2 separate regions of the Homo sapiens genome follow, and region 2 is linked to region 1. Evidence: chromatin contacts called from ENCODE Hi-C or POLR2A ChIA-PET data. All regions are on one chromosome and are shown on one strand. The core of a region is the stretch at or near the end of the contact, and the rest is flanking DNA. Distances in the headings are between cores, read along the strand shown. Region 1 overlaps CLYBL (citramalyl-CoA lyase). Region 2 holds the start of LINC01039 (long intergenic non-protein coding RNA 1039).

The links. Hi-C counts contacts between places; a loop is a spot of excess contacts on that map. ChIA-PET counts read pairs that join two places held with the same protein, here RNA polymerase II (POLR2A). Pooled maps may share reads with other maps.
Region 2: a pooled map shows a loop between it and region 1 (2.2-fold over the local background). The contact joins the promoter of LINC01039 here to the enhancer-like site in region 1. A Hi-C loop is called at or near these places in 2 of 50 pooled maps. POLR2A ChIA-PET finds 5 or more read pairs at or near these places in 4 of 52 experiments (CD4-positive, alpha-beta T cell, activated CD4-positive, alpha-beta T cell, activated CD8-positive, alpha-beta memory T cell and 1 more).

Annotation. Positions count from the first base shown.
Region 1 is chr13:99,655,673-99,661,219 of GRCh38, forward strand. The region is part of intron 1 of CLYBL (citramalyl-CoA lyase); the gene reads left to right. Among named protein-coding and RNA genes, the nearest start is that of MIR4306, 15 kb to the left of the region's middle. RefSeq lists enhancers at 1-640, 2,541-2,630, 2,641-2,690, 3,571-4,086. Within about 2 kb of position 2,304, at least 29 of the 41 ENCODE cell types and tissues checked have a DNase peak (open chromatin) inside an H3K27ac peak, as active enhancers do; they include CD4-positive, alpha-beta T cell, where a contact is called at or near this core.
Region 2 is chr13:99,574,063-99,579,609 of GRCh38, forward strand. LINC01039 (long intergenic non-protein coding RNA 1039) reads left to right here and starts at 3,050. Exons shown (of 4, transcript NR_126390.1): 1 at 3,050-3,329; 2 at 4,408-4,577.

The sequences.
Region 1 (5,547 bases), core at 1,054-3,553:
GGAAGCTGTGTGGGCCTTGCTTGTGGGACCTGGTGTCAGCTGATGACGTGGCCCTGTCTGGGTGCCCGTGAGTCAGATGGCAGGGATGGCCTGACATCATGAACACTAGCTCCACCTACGTCACATTGGACTTGACTCTTTACAGAGCACCTAGGAAGAGATATTGATGAGTGAACCATTGCCCAGTCATCGAGTTAATTATTTCCCCCCAGAAAGGTTAACATACTGAGGACAGAGAGGGCATGTGTAGGCGGCAGGGCGCACTTTTCATTTAGTCTGGTTCGCAGGTGCGGTCAAGACGATTCCTTATTGTCTTGGAGCCAGCCCTTTTAAGCCTTCCTGCACAGCTCTGTGACAGTCTCGCGGGGAGACCTGTGAGGCCACTTTCCTTTTTTCCAGACCCACCCCCACCTTTGAGATTATCACTCTTCCTGCTTTGTTTTCTGAGGCTTTTTGGCTTTTTAGTTTATTTGTAATTAGAGCAGAAAAGGTACAGTAATCGGATAGAAGGGTTGGGAGTGATAGAATGAGCCAGGATGCGGTGGAGAAATGGGGTGGAGAACCCCCAGACCTTAGGGTGGCGTGTTTGTCAGGGAGTAGACCAGGGTGCAGTTCTAGGCAGACCACTAGATGGCACTCACACATTGGTGTTCAGTCGGGTCCACGGCACTTTCCACTTTGGGCTTCTGTAAAATCTCCCCATGAACTAGCCAAAGCTTTGTATCTGTCATCCCGCCATTTGTCCCTCTAACCTCTCTTGATCGTCTACAGATAGGTATATATATATGTTCCTCTCTAGTTCATTTTTCTCTTAACATTTAGTGACCTTAAAAACCTGGCAGAAATACCTTCAAAGCCTCCCACCTTGTTAGCTGCATTGCCGCATTTTTACTGTTCTCCTAAGCCAATGTTTACATGGCAGTAAATCCATGTTTAGAGTAGGTAATAGAGAAACCTGTTTCTCTCTCAGTCACTCTGAGGGTATGTTTGATAAAGAAATGGAAATTGAGAGGATGAGTTATTAAAAGGATTAATAGGTAACAAATTTTTTTAAAATTTCCATTCAAAATTATGGGTTGGTAAATTGTAAGATACTTAAAATTAATGAGTTGTTTTATCAAATCATTTTCTGTTGTTAGAGAATTTTCAGCAAGCTGAGATTCAAATGCAAAATGTCTTATTGCATACTGCTGGCTCTAGGAAGGAGGAGGGACAGACAGGAAATCATGGTTGATGTTATCTTTACCAAGGTGCATGTGGTGTGAAAGCAAAACCCCATCTTAAATTCATCATCCGTTCTGATGTTGCACAGAAATGAAAATTAATTTCTATATGTCAACTAAAATGGATTCTGCTCCTGCCTGGTTCAATTCTGTCTTAGCTGCGTGGACATCTTGGGGAGCTGCTCTGATGGTACATGCAGACGTGCTTCATCTGTGCACTTCTTAGCTGAGATAACAGTGCTCCGAGCCCCACTGTTAAGGTTAACCTGTATACTGCAGAAGGACAACAGATGGAAATTCTGGTTTGCAGCCACTGCAGAAAAATAAAAACATGTTCCAAAGGGAAAAGGATCTTGTATTTCTGCGTTTGAACCTTTGATCCGCATTCACATCTGAAGGGAGGGCTAAACCTTTTGGTGGAGACACATGGCTTTGCATCTGTGAAAACACAGCTGTATAGAGCAAAACAAAACTAGTGGAAAATACAATGGTTTTGCTGTGTCAGGCTCACCGCTAATGCTTGAATTCTATATAAATATTGTCTTTTGATAGTTCTTTCAAAAATCTTTCTTGACTTTCCATATAATTGTCCAATAATGTTATTCTTTTAAATTCAGATTTGGGGCTTTTTAGGATTAAGGCACAAATGTCTCTTTTCTTTTAAAAAGGCAGTAAAATAAACAGATTGTAGTTAGATCATAATAACATCTAAATTTTGACCTAATTAGAGGGGGAGATGGGGAAAAAAACTCTTTAAAAGAAGATTAAGGTAAAGTTCTAACTTTATCCTTGATTCTGAATTTTTTTTCTTTTTTGGAAATATTGCATACATTTTATACTGCAAGTTACAATGTGAAGGGCCTTTGAAGCACTCTAAAGAGACTTAGCTGCTTTGTTTTGAGCAATTAAGGTTTGTTATTGAGTGAATTAAGCAGCTCTGCTGTGGCTCATCTGTAAATAGTGGTCTTCAGCGAGTTTCTTGATCCGCTTTTCCCAGGAACAGAAGCCAAGTCGGCTTCCTTAGGAGCTGCTCGCCCTGAGTCTCCATGTTTCCTCGCAGTCCGGGGCAGAACCCAAGCCCGTGCCTTCCTCGCCCTGCCTTCGGAGTTTCCTGCTATTGACCTGGCGGGGCGCGCCAGCCCTCCCTGCCCGCTGGTGCCGCGGTCCCTCTCGGCTGCAGCAGTGGGGCACAGGGACGTCATGGACAAAAGACGAGGATGCCAGTTCGATGTGCGAGCAGAAGGCCGCCTGCGTGCGCTCTGCAGAGCAACCGGCCCGGTTTCATAAGGGGCCGCCGGCAGGGGACTGCCATGGCGCCCCCTCCTACCCTTTTTGGCACCAGCAGCTTCATCCGCAGGCCCACTCGGGGTGAATAGTGTGGGAGCTCTCAAGAGAAAGAATTTTAGGTTTGTCGATAGTAATCACCACCTTCAGCGCTCCTCCCACTGCTGGAGAGACCGCGGACTGGGTGACAAGTCTTCCAGGCTCCCAGAAAGTTTCTGCTGCAAAGCGCAGGGTCCGCCTCCCACTTCCAGGAGGGACCAGGAGGGAACCATCGCGAAACCCCGAGGCTGCCGGGGACTCTGACTGAGGCCTTTCCTCCTGTGTCCCTCTCCCCCACGCCGGCCTCCCCTCCTTTCAACTCTCTGCGCTTTGAAACCGCGGAGTTGGGGTAGCTAGGCCCTCCAGCCCGGCGACAGGCCTCGGCCACAGGCAGCGGGGCGGGGTGTGGACAGGAACAAGGAGGTGGGGTGGGGAGGAAGCCTCGGGCAGAGCAGGTTCTCTGCGGAGTTTCGGCAGCCGGGTTTATCCATTTTGATTAAAGAAAAGTAAAAAAAATCCCCCAAAACCAAACAACAAAAACCCTCTCCCAACCCCCAACCCGCCTCCACAGCTGCATTTTGTTCCTGGGACTGTTGGTGTCACCAGAGCCTCTTTTTTTATGCAATCCTAGACTCCATTGCAAAGGACTTGTAAAGCCTATTAATTTTTCAGGCAAAACAGATCAAGCCTGCCTTTGATGCTGCTGTTTCCTAATTTAGTATTCAAAGGTAAAGAATCCTACTACCGTCTCTTCACTTTTTACATAATTAAAAGAGATTTTTCCCCCAGGGGCAAAGAACTAGTTGCTTAGTATTTTTTGAAGTGAAAGGTCTAACTTTATATCACATCTGTTTTTATGCTCTTTCCTAAACATAACCAATATTTACTCTTTGCTGGTACTTAGTTGCATGCTATTCACCCTTGCATTTTAATTTCTGACAGAGAGGGGATTAGTATTCCTCTTCTAAATCATCCTCTAAGCTATGTGTGTGTGTGTGTATATATATATATGTATATATATGCGTGTGTGTGTGTATTTCTCCTCTAACAAACTGAGAGTGCAATTTAAAAAACTGTAGAATCAGTGATTGCCCTAACTTGTGCATGACTCTTGATTTCACACAGGAGCATTCAAAAGTTCCGTTAAGTGGGCTTTCACAGGTTTCCATCTGCTGTGTTTAATAGCAAATTGCGACCCTTCAAACCACTTCAAGGCCTTTTGTGTTCTTATCTGTGCATTTCAATACTTGCTGGGGAAGTGCCTTCAGTTTCACTACATATGCAAAAAGCCAGGCTTGAATTTTTTGACACCCCCTTTTCATTTGTTGGTGGAGTCCTGTTTTCTATTGTTTGCTTGTTGATGTTGGCAAAAGTCATTTATTTAATGATGCCAGGAATACTATGCCCTATTCTTTATTGGCAGGAAATCCTAAAACATCCGGGAGTAGTTTAAAAATTAATGCATGCCGTTGAAACTTACATATTGGCATAGTTTTATTTTCCCATCATAAGGTAGATGATATTTTAAAGGTATTATATAGTAATAGTCACCAGAAGCCAATTAAAACCACTAGGATTCTATCAAAAACCTGTTTGGCGGCATAAATAATTGATATGTGGAAATAAAGCAGCATTCTCTGGGCAGGGGCCTCCTGTACAGACCTGGGTGGCGTTAGCAGTCTCTCTTCTGTGAACCAGGGGGCGATTTCTGGGCATAATATCACCTGGATTTAAAAAACTTAATAATAAGGCCACACACGCATTTTTAAAAAAACTTCCCTTGCCTGTGGAGACAGAGAGGAGATAGCGATGTTATTTTCAGGTGTTTGAGCTTCTTAGAGAAAAAGAAACAAATACCAGACTCCTTAGGAGCTAGGTGCGAATGGAATAAATTGAGGCACTCCAGCGACACATCCAGCTTGTTTTAAATGATGTGATTAAAAAGGACATCTGAGAACAAATTTATGAAGTTGTTATGGCAACTGAAATACTTGGATTGAAATGTGTGTATCTAAAACATGAAAGATTGCAGGAAGCCGGAGAAACAAGCAAAGCATTGTGTTTGGGAAAGGCAATTGAACAGTGGTAGCCAAATATTATTCCTCTGTCGGTCATCCTTCAGGGTAACTGCCTCGGTTTCCACTTTTAAAAACGTGTGGTGATTGATGCTTTCATGGACTCTGTTGCCCCAAGTCCCCAAGCCTTGTACCAGCGTTTGCTCATTGGTCCTTTGACCTGTTGAGAACACAATCTCTGTATTGTGTTCAATGCAGGGATGCATTTAGAGTTGCCCCTGCATCTACCCATTAAGTTTATACTCCTGTGTTCTCATATTAACGTCTGTGTTTGCGAATAGTCTCTCTAGTCTTTGATTCACTAACTCCCCCAATTCTAACCCACCAATGGCCACCAACAAACAGCCACACTCAAAGGACTCAACATATTTAAATATTCCCTAGAATTCTTTGCTCTGTTCTAAAAGCTATGTATCCCGTCTACATAATTTGATTCTATTGTAATTTCTCATGGTTTTAAAATTTTCCTTACCAGTACTTGTAAGAGTATTGAATAATTGTTTCTTTCAATCACAGGCAAGGATATTTAAAATTAACATGTGGAAATGTGTGTTGCAGTGTGTTGAAAAATCAGTACTTGAAGTCACATCTAGAATGCTTCCGATTTTTTCCATCATTAGATTTCAGATGCAGTGTCCAAAAAAATTGTTTTTAAAAAATGTTGCTACAAATTTCTTGCAATATATTTTGGGTTTTTCACTTTAAATGAAAAAATAGTTAAGTGTCAATTTTAGTGATTTTAGTAGACCATCCCATTAAAAATATGCTATTTTAATTGAAAAAAATTTTTGACAAAACACATTTACACCGAAAAATTCAAACAAAATAATTTCTTCTTTAACAATATTGATTGTTAAATGTTGATTACCAAGTTATTTGGTCTCCTTAATTTTAAGCATAATACTCTTTACTTTGAATAGTCTTAA
Region 2 (5,547 bases), core at 1,800-4,299, 81 kb before region 1:
CTTCAACCTCCCAGGAACAAGTGATCCTCCTGCCTGAGCCTCCTGAGTAGCTGGGACTACGGGCTTGCACCACCACACCTGGCTAATTTTTAAAATTTTCTGTAGAGATGGGATCTCCCTATGTTGTCCAGGCTAGTCTTGAACTCCTGGACTCAAGCAATCTGCCCACCTCAGCCTCCCGAGTAGCTGGGACTACAGGCCTGTACCACCACACCTGGCTATTTTTTTTTTTTTTTTAATAGAGACTGAGTCTCACTATGTTGCCCAGGCTGGTTTTGAAATCCTGGCCTCAAGTGATCCTCCTGCCTCGGCCTCCCAAAGTGCTGGGGATTACAGGTGTGAGCCACCGTGCCCAGCCTGGTGTGTGGGTTTTTTAGAGGCAGCAGTGGATATTGTGTTCTTATCATGTAAAGGATGTTCAGCACATTAATACAAAGCATTGCAGACAGTGTTACTGCATGACGCCTCTGTGATACTTATTAAACATGTACAGCAGCATAAGCCACCTCTTAGGACCTGCTGGGGGAAAGAAATGAGTGTATACAGAAATGTGAAGAGGAAACCATTGCTCCGTATCTCAACCACCCAGTCAGTACATAATGACAATGTCTCTAATAAATGCGTTGTCAGAGCCCAACTAATCAAAGCATCATCTAATTTCGCCCATTGCTACCCAGAAATGTGGGCCCCTTATTAATGATCTCTGAAAAGCAATGTAAAAACAACCCGGGAGGCCAGGCGCAGTGGCTCACGCCTGTAGTCCCAGCAGTTTGGGAGGCCGAGGCGGGCGGATCACCTGAGGTCGGGAGTTTGAGACCAGCCTGACCAACATGGAGAAACCCTGTCTCTACTAAAAATACACAATTAGACAGGCGTGGTGGTACATGCCTGTAATCCCAGCTACTCAGGAGACTGAGGCAGGAGAATTGCTTGAACCCGGGAGGCAGAGGTTGCAGTGAGCCGAGATCGTGCCATTGCACTCCAGCCTGGGCAAGAAGAGCGAAACTCCGTCTAAAAAAACAAAACAAAACACGTGTCTGGCTGTGACGTACAGGTGCCCGTCTGTATGCACGCGGGCCTTCCGGTTCTGCTCCCGAGAGGGACGCTGTCCTGGAGCTTCCTCCCCCAGCCCCCAGTCTCATCTGAAAAACATCGTTTCGGGAGAAGTCAGTCACCCTGTGGTTTATTTCCACCCCAGTGTGAATTTTTTTTTTCTTTTCAAACTCTATCAATCAGGGCAGTTTTTTAAACCATGTGAGTAACAGTGGAACGAGAAGCTTCTTTTTATATTAAAAACAAAAAATCAGAAAATGAGTGTGGACAGGTGGGGAGGACAGGTCCTTCTCAGCACACTCAATGTAGCTCCCTGGAGGGGGCTGTGTCCTCCACTCACCGGGAAGCAGGGCGATGTCTCATTGGCTGGCTCTGGCGCAGCCAGCCTGGGCTGGTTTGAAGTCAACGCCCTTTTGTTGGGTTGGGGTTAGGGATAGGGTTAGGAATCTCCCCAACCTGTGCTCAGGTAGGGCGGGGCCGAGCGCATCCGCGCCTCAGGTGCATCCCATGCAGGCTCCAGGTTCCAGCAATGCCCCTACAACATCCTCCTGTGTCCCCAGGATGGCCCCGGGAGGCAAAGGCGCCTCCTCATGCTGGCTCAAGGGCGGCATTGGTGGAGGCTGCTCTGGGGAGGGGCCCAACCTGGCACCCCAGCGCCCAGGGGTTGCCTCGCCCTGTTTTCCTGGGCAATCCTGGTCCAGGTTATTACGGTCACATAGAAACGGAAGGAGATGCAGCCTATTTTCAAAGCGCTGAAGAATCTGTGAAATCTGCTTTTATCCCTTCTTACATTTACATTCAGATATTTCATCTTTAGGTTGCTATAGTGACATGTGAATAAATATATGTGAAGTTCTGTGGGCAAGGAACAAGCGGTGGAAAGGGAATTGGGTAGAGATGCCACTTACAATAAGCCTGGACTACCTGTGACCTTCATCATTTTCTAGTCACACAGACACAGTGGTTTGGCATTGGCAATATTTATGTTGATTTTACCAGATTTGCTATAATATTTAGATTTTCTATACATTATAAAGAGTAACATATTTTTCTTTATTTTCCCCAATCATAATGGGACCATATGGGCAGGACAGAAATTGTTAGAGGGCGTGACTCACTGGCAGAGAGGAGAGTGTCTCCCCCTAATCTTGCTCCCAGGCAGCTCAGCAGGAGTAGTTCATTTTGAGGGTGCAAGTTGCTGATTGGGGGAGGGGGAGCCTAAATCCCTTCCAATCAGAGGAAAGGATGGTTTTACTGTGGAAATCAGTTTGGAGGTTGACCTCATAGACTGGGAGCTGCTGGTTGAGAAGCCCACCTCCACTGGTTTGCTGCTGAGCGTTTGAAAACACCAATCAAACACAGGAGAGGACGCAGCAGTTGAAGGGTGACCTAAGACAAAGTGTGGGGAGGCCAACGGAGGGCAGTGAACTGGTCTCCTTTATGAAGTCATCTGCCTGACTCCCTGCCATCGTGCCTCTTGCTCTCTGAAAAAGCCAAGTGGCCTCTTTTTTTTTCTTCGGACTCTCGCTCTGTTGCCCAGGCTGGAGTGGAGTGGCCTGATCTCCGCTCACTGCAACCTCTGCCTCCCGGGTTCAAGCGATTCTCCTGCCTCAGCTGCCTGAGTTAGCTGGGATTACAGGCACCCATCACCACACCCGGCTAATTTTTTTTGTATTTTTAGTAGAGACGGGGTTTCATCATCTTGGCCAGGCTGGTCTTGATCTCCTGACCTCAGGTGATCCGCCTGCCTCGGCCTCCCAAAGTGCTAAAATTACAGGCGTGAGCCACCGCGCCCAGCTGAAAAAGCCAAGTGGCCTCTTGATTGAAGCGGGCAGAGCTCAAGGCAAGGCCCTCAGTTCCTATGACTTGTTTTCTGGTCTGCACTGGGTGGAACAGGAAGCCAACAGTACTATTGTCTGTGAATGCCCCAGAAGCCCCTAAGGGCAAAGGTTCCCAGTGGATGGGATGCCATGGGGGACATTCCAGAACTCTCTGTGGGCGGTTTGAGACCAGCCTGGGCAATATAGCAACCGTCCTGCTGGCACACAAACCCTCCTGCCTCTAAACAGAATTTGATGGGCCCCTTGGCAAAGGCAGGTTTTAGAAACTCCTCGGGGGCTGGAGCGCAAGGAGAGTCTGAGCCAGGCCAAGCCTCCCTGGGGGAACATGGCTGAAGGAAGACCTACAGACATCTCCCCTGGGTGGGAGCCTGTGTTCAGAAGCAGCAGATCCAAGTCTCTGTGTGGCTGAGGAGAGGACATCCTGCTGGCAACACGGTGCTGACCTGTGGGCCCACTGGCAGCATGACTTTGTAATTTCTTGGGCTTTCTGGAAGGTTCTGAGGTGTTGCTGCTGGGCTCAGGTGACCAGTTATTCTCCTAGGGAAGGATGGCCCAGCTCGTTGTCCTGTACACATAGAAACATAGGGTGGTCTGGGGAGTAAATGCAACATCCCCACTTTCTCCCTGCCTTATCTTTCTCGCCTTCCCATTCCCCAGAGAAAGATCCAGGTGCAGAAGGACCCAGAACTCCACAATTGTTACATAATCAAAGCACATTACTCTAAAGGAGACCAGGACCCAGCTCTCCTCCCTACCAACCCAACCCCAGCAAGTCATTTCTTTTTCTTTTTTTCTTTTTTCTTTTTTTAACAGACAATTTTAGGTTTATATGCAGTTATAAGAAATAATAGAGGCTGGGCACAGTCACTCATGCCTGTAATCCCAGCACTTTGAGAGGCTAAGGTGGGAGGATCACTTGAGGCTGAGAGTTTGAGACCAGTCTGGGCAATATAGCAAGACCCTGTCTCTACAAAAAATAAAATAATTAGCTGGACATGGTGGTGCGCACCTGTAGTCCCAGCTGCTCTGAAACCTGGGGTAAGAAGATTGCTTGAGCCCAGGAGTTAGAGGCTGCAGTGAGCTATGATTGCATCACTGCACTCCAGCCTGGGTGACAGAGCAAGATCTTGTAATCTTGTAAATACATAGAAAGAGCACATTCTGTGGCTGAGCCCAAGAACTATTATGCACAAGGAATAACTTGTTGGGACGAGCCATTACCACATTGGCAGGGTCGTCCCGGTCTCTGCTTGGGTATTTTTATCTGTAGGCCTATCAGTTAGTATGCTTTTGGAAAAATCTGGGATTTACTAGAGAAAAAGGTAAAGGTCTAGGGTCGATGTTAATTGTGTCCCCTCCAAAAAAAGATATGTTGAAGTCCTAACCTCCCAGTACCTCTGAACATGACATCATTTGGAAATAGGGTCTTTGTAGCTGTAATTAGCTAAGATGAGGTCATACTGGAGTGGAACAGATTCCTAATTCAAGATGACTGGTGTCCCTATAAAAATAGGAGAATGCCATATAACAGCTAAGACAGAGATCAGAGCCATGCAGCTGCAAGCCGAAGCAGGCCAAGGATTGCCAGCAAACCAAGAGAGGCTGGAAGAAGAGAGAAGGATCTTTCCCTGCTGATTTCACAGGGAGCATGGCCCTTGATCTCAGGACCTTGACCCCAGAACTGTGAGTGAATCAATCTGTTGTTAAGCCATACGGTGCCAGTATTTTGTACAGCAGCCCTCGGAAACTCATACAGCAGGCAACCAATAATGTCCCAAGTCTAGTAAGTAATGAAATACACTCTGACATGGGGATGGAATTGAAATAAAAATAACCATCTGAGGGAGCTCTAGAGCCTTCGCTTCCTGAGTCCTAATTTGACCGTAACCTAGAGGATGGGCAAATAATAGCTGTTTTCAGGACAGGACTCTTAACCTCCTTTCAGTGGTTTTGATTATTTTTAGTTTCTGTTCTATTGATATTTGGATTCTGAGCACAGATGCCTTTACTGCACTGAGTGCCTTTGACCTGAGCTGGATTTTAGCTGGAAGTGCAGGATTCTGAGTGAGACAACACTGAATGCTGAATGACCCCTTAACCAAGGCAGGCCGTTCTCCTAGTCGGGGCCAGGTTCTGGGGACAGTGTGACAAGAGCTTGAATGAAGACAACTCGCCCTCCCTGCCTGCAAAATTTAACAATGAGACAGGAATCCTTATTTTGTATTTTTTCAGGGGGCAGGAAGCTGCAAAATCTGCTGTCCTCTGCAAATCACTATCTGGACCAACAACACAGAAGTTCCCTCAACCTCTGAGGGAACCTCTGCCGCACCTCTGAGCTCTTTGGCTTTTGTAGACGTTCACTTCTCGGAATTCTGCTGACTCTGTGGGTCCCCAGGCATCACCTGAGAACTGGTTAGAAACTCAAAGTCTCAGGCCCTCCCCAGACCTGAATTCGCTCTGTAGGTGGGGACAACAATCTGGGTTTTGAGAAGCCATGGGGTGATTCTGATGCCCACTCACACCCTGTTTTACTTCTGTGTTTACTCTGCACTACAGAAACGAGGAGCCCACGGATGCTTGAGCATCAAAGCTTCAATCACTGCTGCCCGCGGCTCTGCACTGTCTTAATTCTTCCCTGCTTTTTCATTATGTC